2 separate regions of the Homo sapiens genome follow, and region 2 is linked to region 1. Evidence: read pairs that join two places in POLR2A ChIA-PET (ENCODE). Cell type or tissue: MCF 10A. All regions are shown on one strand. Each heading gives the region's core, and the rest is flanking DNA. Links, peaks and the distances in the headings are about the cores only.

Region 1 (4,392 bases), core at 198-4,197:
GCCAATAGTATTTGCTTTTGGATTGGATGTGGAGTTTTATTTTTTATTTATTTATTTATTTATTATTTATTATTATTATACTTTAAGTTTTAGGGTACATGTGCACAATGTGCAGGTTAGTTACATATGTATACATGTTCCATGCTGGTGTGCTGCACCCATTAACTCATCATTTAGCATTAGGTATATCTCCTAATGCTATCCCTCCCCCCTCCCCGCTGGATGTGGAGTTTTAAATAAAGGAACGAGCCAAGATTGACGTCACAGTTTTGGTTTGAGCAACTGTTAAGAATGAAATTACTTGACCCGGGCGTGGTAGTGCATGCCTATAATCCCCTCTGCTTGGGAGGCTCAGGTGGGAGGACTCCTTGAGCCCAGGAGTTCCAGACCAGCCTGGGCAACATAGTGTAGACTCACCCCATCTCAAAAAAAAAATTATATATATACATACACACACACACACACACACACACACACACACACACACACACACACACACACACAGACGTATATATATAATTGCCATTTATTGAGATGGACAATGCTGGATGATGTTTTCCATTTCTTTTTGGGGGAATGTTGGCAATCAGGAATTTGGTTTTTAGGCATGTTATGTCTGTAATATTATCTGTGTTGGTTTTCTGTGCTGCAGAACAAATCACCACAAAGCTAATAGCTTAAAACAACACACATTTATTATCTCACAGTTTGTGTGGGGTCAGGCATATCTTAACTGGGTTCTTTGCTTTGCGGTCTCACACCAAACTGCAACTGAGGCATTGGCTAGGGCTGAGTTCTTAGCAGGAGGCTAGACTAGAGAAGAATCTACTTCCAAGGTCACTTAGTTTGTTGGCAGAATTCTTTTCACTGTGGCTGTAGGACTGAGTGCTTCAGTTTTTTGGTTGGTTCTTGGCTGGAGGCTGCCCATAGCTCCTAAAGGCCACCAGTAACTCCCTGCCACGTGATCCTCTCCGTATGCAGTTCACAGCATAGCAGCCTGCTTCAAGTCCAGCAGGAGAGTGAGAGCAAGTCTGCTAGCAAGACAGTCTTATACATAATATAATCAAAGGAATGACATCCCATTTCCTTGTGATAAAACATGACATCCCATCATCTTTGCTTAATAAGGTTGGTTAGAAGCAAGTCACAAGTCCCTCCCACTCTCAAGGGGAGAGGATTAGACAAAGTCCCAAACACCAGGAGCTGCAGATCATGGGGGCCACCCTAAAATCTGTTGGGCAGACCATCCAAGTAGATTTATCCAGTAGGCAGCTAGATATATGAGTCTGGGGTCCAGGAGAGAGGTCCAGACTAGAAATCTAAATTTAGGAGTTGTGGCTATATAGGTGGTATTTATAATTATGGGATGATTTCCAGACTCCCCCAAGATGCAGAAAGCTGGAAAGAATGTTACTCTTACCCTGAAACAAGAATAAGTTGTATGTTCTATAAAATAATAAACTCATAGAGGTGGGGTGTGGGCATGGCTCACCTGTGGCAGAGCACAGAAAATAAGCAGGGCTGCGTACTAGCAGGAAAATTAATGAATTGCTAAAGTCCAAGTGTAGGCAAGCGTGAGCGTATAGAATCCTTGGGAGCTGCAGACACAAAGACAGTTCATACCCTCTTGTAGGTTTTTCTCCAAGGACCTCCAGCAGTTGCTTAGGAGAAAAATGGGGCTGGGGACACAAGGGAGACCAGAGAATGCCTTGGTAGGTGGTACAGGCCCACTTGGACCTTTTTTTCCTTTGGAAAAAAAGGCTTTAAGCCGCTGGGAAAAAGGAAATAAACCCAGTTTTCCATTGTGTCTGGGAAAAGTAAAAAGAAAAAGAAAACCCACAAACCCTGAGGGAACGGCAGGAAACTGTTAAGGGCTTAGACTATTAGAGTTTTTCTGCCACTGGGAGAAAGCCCCAACCCCTGTAACCCAGGGACATAGGGCCTACCTGAGACTGAGACTGGGCCAGGACAACAAAGAACCTCCCTGTTGGTGCTGTCAAGTCAAGCAACAGCAATCTACCCCTGGGGGAGGGACAAGAGTATGGAAAGAGCCTCTTTGGGGCAGATGCAGAGATGAAGCCTAAGGCTGAGTGTGTGGCAAGAACAATGAGAAAAACCCTCTGACATACCAGCCCCACCCTAAGCAGAAAGTCATACTAGAGGAATTTGAAGCTGGTAGTACACTTAAGGTAATCCAAACAACAACAAAATCCAAACCCAGCTCAGTTCCTGAATAGATGACTCAACCCCTTCCCTACGCACACACACACCCTAGTGAAGAGGTGTACTCTCTTGTTTTCCCATTTCTGAAGATAAATACTATTTACTTTAGTCTCTAGTGTCTTACCCATGATGTCTGTCATTCAGGCAAAAATTATAAAACACATACCAAAAGCACACAAAGAAGCAACTCACTGTCAAAAACCAAAACAATAAACAGAACCAGACTCAGGATAACCCAGCTGTTGGAACTATCAGAGAGTGAATTTCAAATAAGAATGAATAATATGTTAAAGGCTCCAGTGGGAAAGGTAGAAAACATGCACAGACAGCTGGGGAATTTCAGCAGAGGGTTAGAAACTATATGAAAAAGTCAAATGGAAATGTTAGAAATAAAAATGGTGTGGTGGCTCACGCCTGTAATCCCAGCAATTTAGGAGGCCGAGGCAGACAGATTGCTTGAGCTCAAGAGTTCAAGACCAGCCTGGGCAACATGGCAAGCCTCCATTTCTACTAAAAATACAAAAGAAAAAAAAAAAGCCAGGCATGGTGGTGCACACCCTGTGGTCCCAGCTACTCAGGAGGCTGAAGTGGGAGGATTGCTTGAGCCCAGTGGGCAGAGGTTGCAGTGAGCCAACATCGCACCACTGCACTCCAGCCTAGGTGTCAGAGTGAGGCCTTGTCTAAAAAAAAAAAATGGTGACACAGGTGAAGTATATGTTTGGGTTTATTAGTAGACTTGACACAGCTAAGAAAAGAATCAGTGAACTTGAAGATAGGTCAGTAGAAATTACCCACAACGAAAACAGAGAACAAAGGAAAGGGCAGGGAGAAAAATAGAGCATCCAAGAACTGTGGAATAATATCTCTTTAACATAGGTGTAGTGTGATCAAAGTCATGTGACTAGATGGGATTACTGAGAGGTAAGTATTGTAGAGATGAGTCAATGGATCTGGGCTTCTTTAGCATTTGGAGTTTGGGGACATTGAAGAGGGATTGTCAGTGAGGTAGGAGGAAAATCAAGAGTAACTCAAATATTGGAAATCAGAATGAGTGATGGTCAGCTGTGTAAAATGTGGCTGATAGGTCAAATAAGATGAGGAATAAAAATTAACTATTTTATAGCCAATCTTTTTTTTTTTTTGACATAGGGTCTCACTCTGTCACCCAGACTGGTGTGCAGTAGTGTGAACATAGCTCACTGCAGCCTTGACCTCCTGTGCTCAAGCAATCCTCCTGCCTCAGCTCCCCAAGTAGCAGGGACCACAGGTGTGTGCCATCACATCCGGCTAAACTTTTTGTATTTTTTTGTAGAGATGGGGTTTTGCAGTGTTGCCCAGGCTGGTCTCAAACTCCTAAGCTCAAATAATCTGCCCACCTCAGCCTCCCAAAGTGCAGTGCTGGTATGCGTGAGCCACTGCACCTGGCCCTGTTTTTTTTTTTTTGGAAACCGAGTATTATTCTGTTGCTTAAGCTGGAGTGCAGTGGCATGATCATATTTCTTTGGCCTCAAATTCCTGCCCTCCAGTGATCCTCCTGCCTTTGCCTCCTGAGTAGCTAGAGCTGGTTCCTATTATTCACAGATTCTGTATTTGCAAATTTGCCTACTTGATAAAATTTATTTCTAACTCCAAAAACACTCACGGCACTTTTGCGGTCATTCATGGACATGTGCAAAGTGGCAAAAAATTTGAGTCACTCCTATATTCCTGGCTGAGGTCAAACAAGGTGATGCTGTGTCTTCTTGCATCAGCTCTCATAGTATAAACAATTGGCCTCTTTGCGGTCTAGTTAGTATAACTACATTTTTTGCATTTTTCTCCTTTTTGTTGGTGATTTTGCTATTTAAAATTGACTCCCAAGTGTAGTACAAAGTGCTATCTTGTGTTCTAAGTGCAAGAAGGCTGTGATGTGCCTTATGGAGGAAATACATGTGTTAGATAAGTTTCATTCAGGCATGCGTTACAGTGCTAGCGACTGATACGTAGTTCAGTGTTAATGTATATTAAATGAGGTTTTTTTTGTTGTTTTTTTTTTTCGGAGACAGAGTCTTGCTCTGTTGCCTAGGCTGGAGTGCAGTGGTGCAATCTCAACTCACTACAACTTCCACCTCCACTTCCTGGGTTCAAGCAGTTTGGGTAGCTGGGACTACAGGCGTGCGCCACCATGCC
Region 2 (4,392 bases), core at 313-4,312, 54 kb before region 1:
AAATTTTTTTTGTAGAGGCATGAGTTTTGCTCTATTACCCAGGCTGGTCTTCACCTTCTGGGCTCCAGCGATCCTCCCATCATGGCCTCCCAAAGTACTGGGATTACAGGCGTGAGCCACCGTGCCTGGCCACTTGAATACTATTAATATTTCTGATCGCTTCAAACATGCTGTAATTATCGGCCTTTGTAAATGTTGTTCCTCTGCTTAGAACACCCTCACTACCGTCCCCACTTCTTCTGGCCACTGCCAAATTCATACTCATTCTTCAAGCTGCAGCTCAAGTGTCACCAGCTCAGTGAAGCACTACCACTCCCCTACCCTGGCTTATCGAGCTTGAATGAACTGCTCTTTATTCTGTGATGTCAGTGTTCTTGATTCACATCTCATATTCAGAGCATCAATAAAATGGCTATAAACATCTTTAAAAGAAACCATAGGAATAAAATCCAGTCCACACATAAGGTTTCTGAATAGAAAGAGGAAAAAATGCTACTCCATCAGGGTTTTAAAGATTAGTTATTAGGAATTACCTTTCCAGAATGTTTAGTATCATCTTGACCATATTAATTAGCTTGAGGGCAGCTGTAAGAATGTTATGTAGACTTAAGTGACCTACCACAGTCTGCTTTATTTCATAGTTGCTCCTTTTGCGAGTTGCATAGGAACAAGACTGATTCTTAGAGCTTTATATCTCATATGTCCCTACACTGTCCTTTACACTCAGTAAATATCTGTGGAATTGGTGGGGTTCTGAAGCATCAGGTATCCAGGATGAATTGATGATTCCAGCTCTTGTCTCTTTCACTGCAGTGTCTATTCAGGCCACCAGTCTGTCTTAATTCCTCCTATGGAGTTAGAGAACAACCTTTTCCTCTGGCTCTCCACAGTCAACCAGTACAAAATAAGGGACACTTTCTGCTCCTATTCAGTGATGGAGCTCTGCACCAAAGGTCTTGGGAACCAAGTGGAAGTGCTAAAGGTAAGAAGCAGCTCCAGCAGGTGGCCAGTCCCAAAAGGTTCTGAAGAAATGCGCCAGGACGTAACAGGGCCAGAGCAGGGGCTAACAGACATGTTTGCTTGCCTTTTTCAAGTCACTCAGTTAAAAAAGGGTGTATTTTAAACTTTGGCAAGTTTATCTCTTCCACCTTCCTAATTTAGTGCACTCTTCCACAGTTTAATATGATTCTTACTTTGTGGACAAGAAGCGGAAACTGGTTGGGAGGCTAACTGGAAAGACTTTATGTAAACATAAAAGGGAACTGTGGCTTCCAATACTTTTTTTTCCTAATAGAATTTGAAACCTCAAAATATTAGGAATTCAGAATATCTCCAAAGATAAGGGTAACTCATTGATTCATGTGTGTGTCAAATGATGATCTGTCTGACTTGCAGATGAGAAAGTCAGAAGATACTGAATTTTCTTTGATAGAAAAATATCTTTGGAATGCAAAAAGAGATGAGATTAGATCGCCAGAGTTCTAGATTAATTTTTCTCTCAGTCTCATCAAATAGGGGGACATCTAAGGTACAGAAATGAGGAGGGATAAAAACATTGCTGAAGAGCCTTAGATTTTTAGAAGAAAGAGGAAAGAACTAGAGAATGAGCAAATTTACCAGCAGATAGTGATTTTAATGGGATGCCTTGTCCGTTTCTTCTTTTCTGAAAGCTGCTTTTTTCTCTGTGTGCCTGAGGTGAGAATACACAATTGCTTGGCTTTTCCTGACCAAGGAGCTAGAACAGTGGCCTTACCTGTTCAGTTCTTTTATGATCCTACTGACTTGGCTCCCATATAATGGTGTCTTGCAGACCAGAGGGATCAACCTCTCCTGCGTCCGGACCTGTGTGGTGGTGGCGGAGGAGAGGCCCCGCGTTGCACTCCAGCAGTCCTTCTCTAAGCTCTTCAAAGACATCGGGCTGTCCCCGCGGGCTGTCAGCACCACTTTTGGATCAAGAGTCAATGTAGCAATATGTTTACAGGTGACCCTCATGAAATCTTGTCTGTTGACAAATGGGAGAGGAATATGGAGTATCCCAGAGCATGGGCTTTGGAGCCAGGCTGCCTGGGCTTGGGCCCCAGCCGCACTTACTTGCTTTGGAACTTCGGGCTTTTAAATCTCGATTTCTTTGTGTCTCATTTTGCTCATCTGTAAGGTGAAGGTAGCAGTACTGTGCTTCCCCAGGCAGCTTGCACAATCACTGAGCTGCCAACTCGGAGTTCTTGGAGCAGTGCTGACAGTGAGCGCAGTGTTGGTGTTTACTTGAGTCATCGTCGTGTGGTCATGATGACGAGTCACAAAGATTTGAGTCCTATTTGGATTTTACTTGTATCTGACCTGTTTTTCCTTTTTCTTTTTTTTTTTATTTGAGACGGAGCCTTGCTCTGTCACCCCAGCTGGAGTGTAGTGGTGCAGTCTCAGCTTACTGCAACCTCCACCTCCTGGGTTCAAGCGGTTCTCTCACGTCAGCCTCCAGAGTAGCTGGGATTACAGGCGTGTACCACCACGCCCGGCTATTTTTTGTATTTTTAGTAGAGACAGGGTTTCGCCCTGTTGACCAGGCTGGTCTCAAACTCCTGACCTCAAGTGATCCAGCCGCCTCAGCCTCCCAAAGTGCTGGGATTACAGACATGAGCCACCGCGCCCGGTCTGACCTTCTGTTTTTCTGTCTCTATATTCTATACCATTTTTTTTCTTTCTTTTTTTTTTTTTTTTTCCAAACAATAACCTTGTATTCTCTTCTCTACCCAGATGGCAACTTTGTCATGTTATTCTTGATGGGTAAATAACAGAAAAGGGACTAGAACTGAGACTAATTTTATGTATTAATGTGTAATAAGGCAAATATAGCGCCAGGTGTGGTGGTTCATGGCTATAATCCCAACACTTTGTGAGGCCAAGGCAGGAGGATTGCTTGAGCCCTGAAGTTTGAGACCAGCCTGGGCAACATAGTTGAGACCTCATCTCTCCCCTACCCCCACCACTCACCTGCAAAAAATATAGATGGGCTTAGTGGTACATGCCTCTAGTCCCAGCTACCTGGAAGTCTGAGGCAAGGGGATTGCTTGAGCCCAGGAGGTTGAGGCTGCAGTGAGCTGTGATTGTACCGCTGCACTCCAGCAACCTGGGCAACAGATTGAGACCCTGTCTCTTAAAAAAATAATAAGGCAAATATAGGCATGGACAAAGTGAGTGAAAGAAGATAGCACACATGGGTGGATTATTTCAGGTCTTCTGTGACCTTCTTCTTTCAGAAGGGTCTTGATGGTTTAAACTTGAGCCCCATCATAGCCCTCTTGCTGTCACTGTGGCCAATACTGGTTTTGCAAGTCCCTGGGTTGCCGACCTGTGTCACCTCTGCTTTGAATCCAGGGATGAAAGCCCTCCTCAGCATGGAAATGTTTCAGTGCTGCCACAGTCCCCGTGATAAGAGTGAGAGCAGGGGGCCTACTCTCAAGGGGAGGAGAGGTGAAAAGAGTGTGGATTTTTCATGTATATGGCTAAATTATTTCTTGGTTTGAAAATGTGAAATACAGTTTATCGAAATTCTAAACAACGCATTGATTTGTCTTTCTTTAGGGAACCTCAGGGCCTGATCCGACTACTGTGTATGTGGATCTGAAATCACTAAGACATGACAGGTACAACAGATTTATTAATGCTCCTTTCCTACTAGTTCCTAAGCATAACAAATTCGGAACCTCAAAGCCAGCATTTTCCCTCATTCCTTTTGTTCATATATTCCAGGAGGGGAATGGGAAGAGGGAAGGAATTTGTTTTTATCATTAATACATAAGATTTACATTTATAAGAAAGCTTTAATTCTCTCAGTTGCTACACTGTTCTTTAATATTAAAGTATAATAGTTATTGCCCATATAAAAGTATTTTGTGACATTTGATATAAATTAAACTAAAATGGATAGTCTCTTTCCTCTAAGAGTTTAAAAATAATAGGACAGATAAGATAAATGAGTCAGAGTAGGGTTTTTGAAACAACACTTTATCTGAGCCCCATGGGTAAAAGCCTGCCTCCTTAGCCCAGAAGGGAATTTTAGCTGTGTCCGGCAGTGAGCGCTGGCCCAGGGCTCTAAGACTTCTCTTCCCAAGCCCCACTACCCTGGATGTGTTATCTGGAGTGCCCCACTGCACTGACCTAGCCTGCATAGGTGGAACATCTCTCTCATGCAGCAGTTTGAAACCTGGGAAGATTTTGCCACCCTAGAGGAGATTTGACAATGTCTGGAAACATTTTGGGTTGTCATAAAAGGGGGCTTGCTACTGACATCTAGTGGGCAGAGGCCAGAGGTGTTGGTAAACACCGCAATGCACAGGATAGCCCCTTTCAACAAAAAATTATCTGGCCAAAATGTTAGTAGTGCTGAGTTTGAGA

The links. Peaks named below come from ENCODE experiments on the same cell type or tissue, not always from the same donor. Only the 100,000 strongest peaks of a DNase experiment are listed, where the experiment ranks them.
Region 2: POLR2A ChIA-PET joins it to region 1 with 6 read pairs; 1 of 35 experiments calls an interaction of 5 or more read pairs at or near these places.

Annotation. Positions count from the first base shown.
Region 1 is chr12:50,784,836-50,789,227 of GRCh38, forward strand. The region is part of intron 2 of ATF1 (activating transcription factor 1); the gene reads left to right. Among named protein-coding and RNA genes, the nearest start is that of ATF1, 23 kb to the left of the region's middle. RefSeq lists an enhancer at 2,295-3,224. In MCF 10A, for the core only: no CTCF peak of the experiment used is centred there; DNase peaks (open chromatin) are centred at 276, 2,166 and 3,926.
Region 2 is chr12:50,730,556-50,734,947 of GRCh38, forward strand. DIP2B (disco interacting protein 2 homolog B) reads left to right here. Exons shown (of 38, transcript NM_173602.3): 31 at 814-982; 32 at 1,811-1,981; 33 at 3,580-3,641. Among named protein-coding and RNA genes, the nearest start is that of ATF1, 31 kb to the right of the region's middle. In MCF 10A, for the core only: a CTCF peak has its summit at 4,254 (motif pointing left); a DNase peak (open chromatin) is centred at 2,246.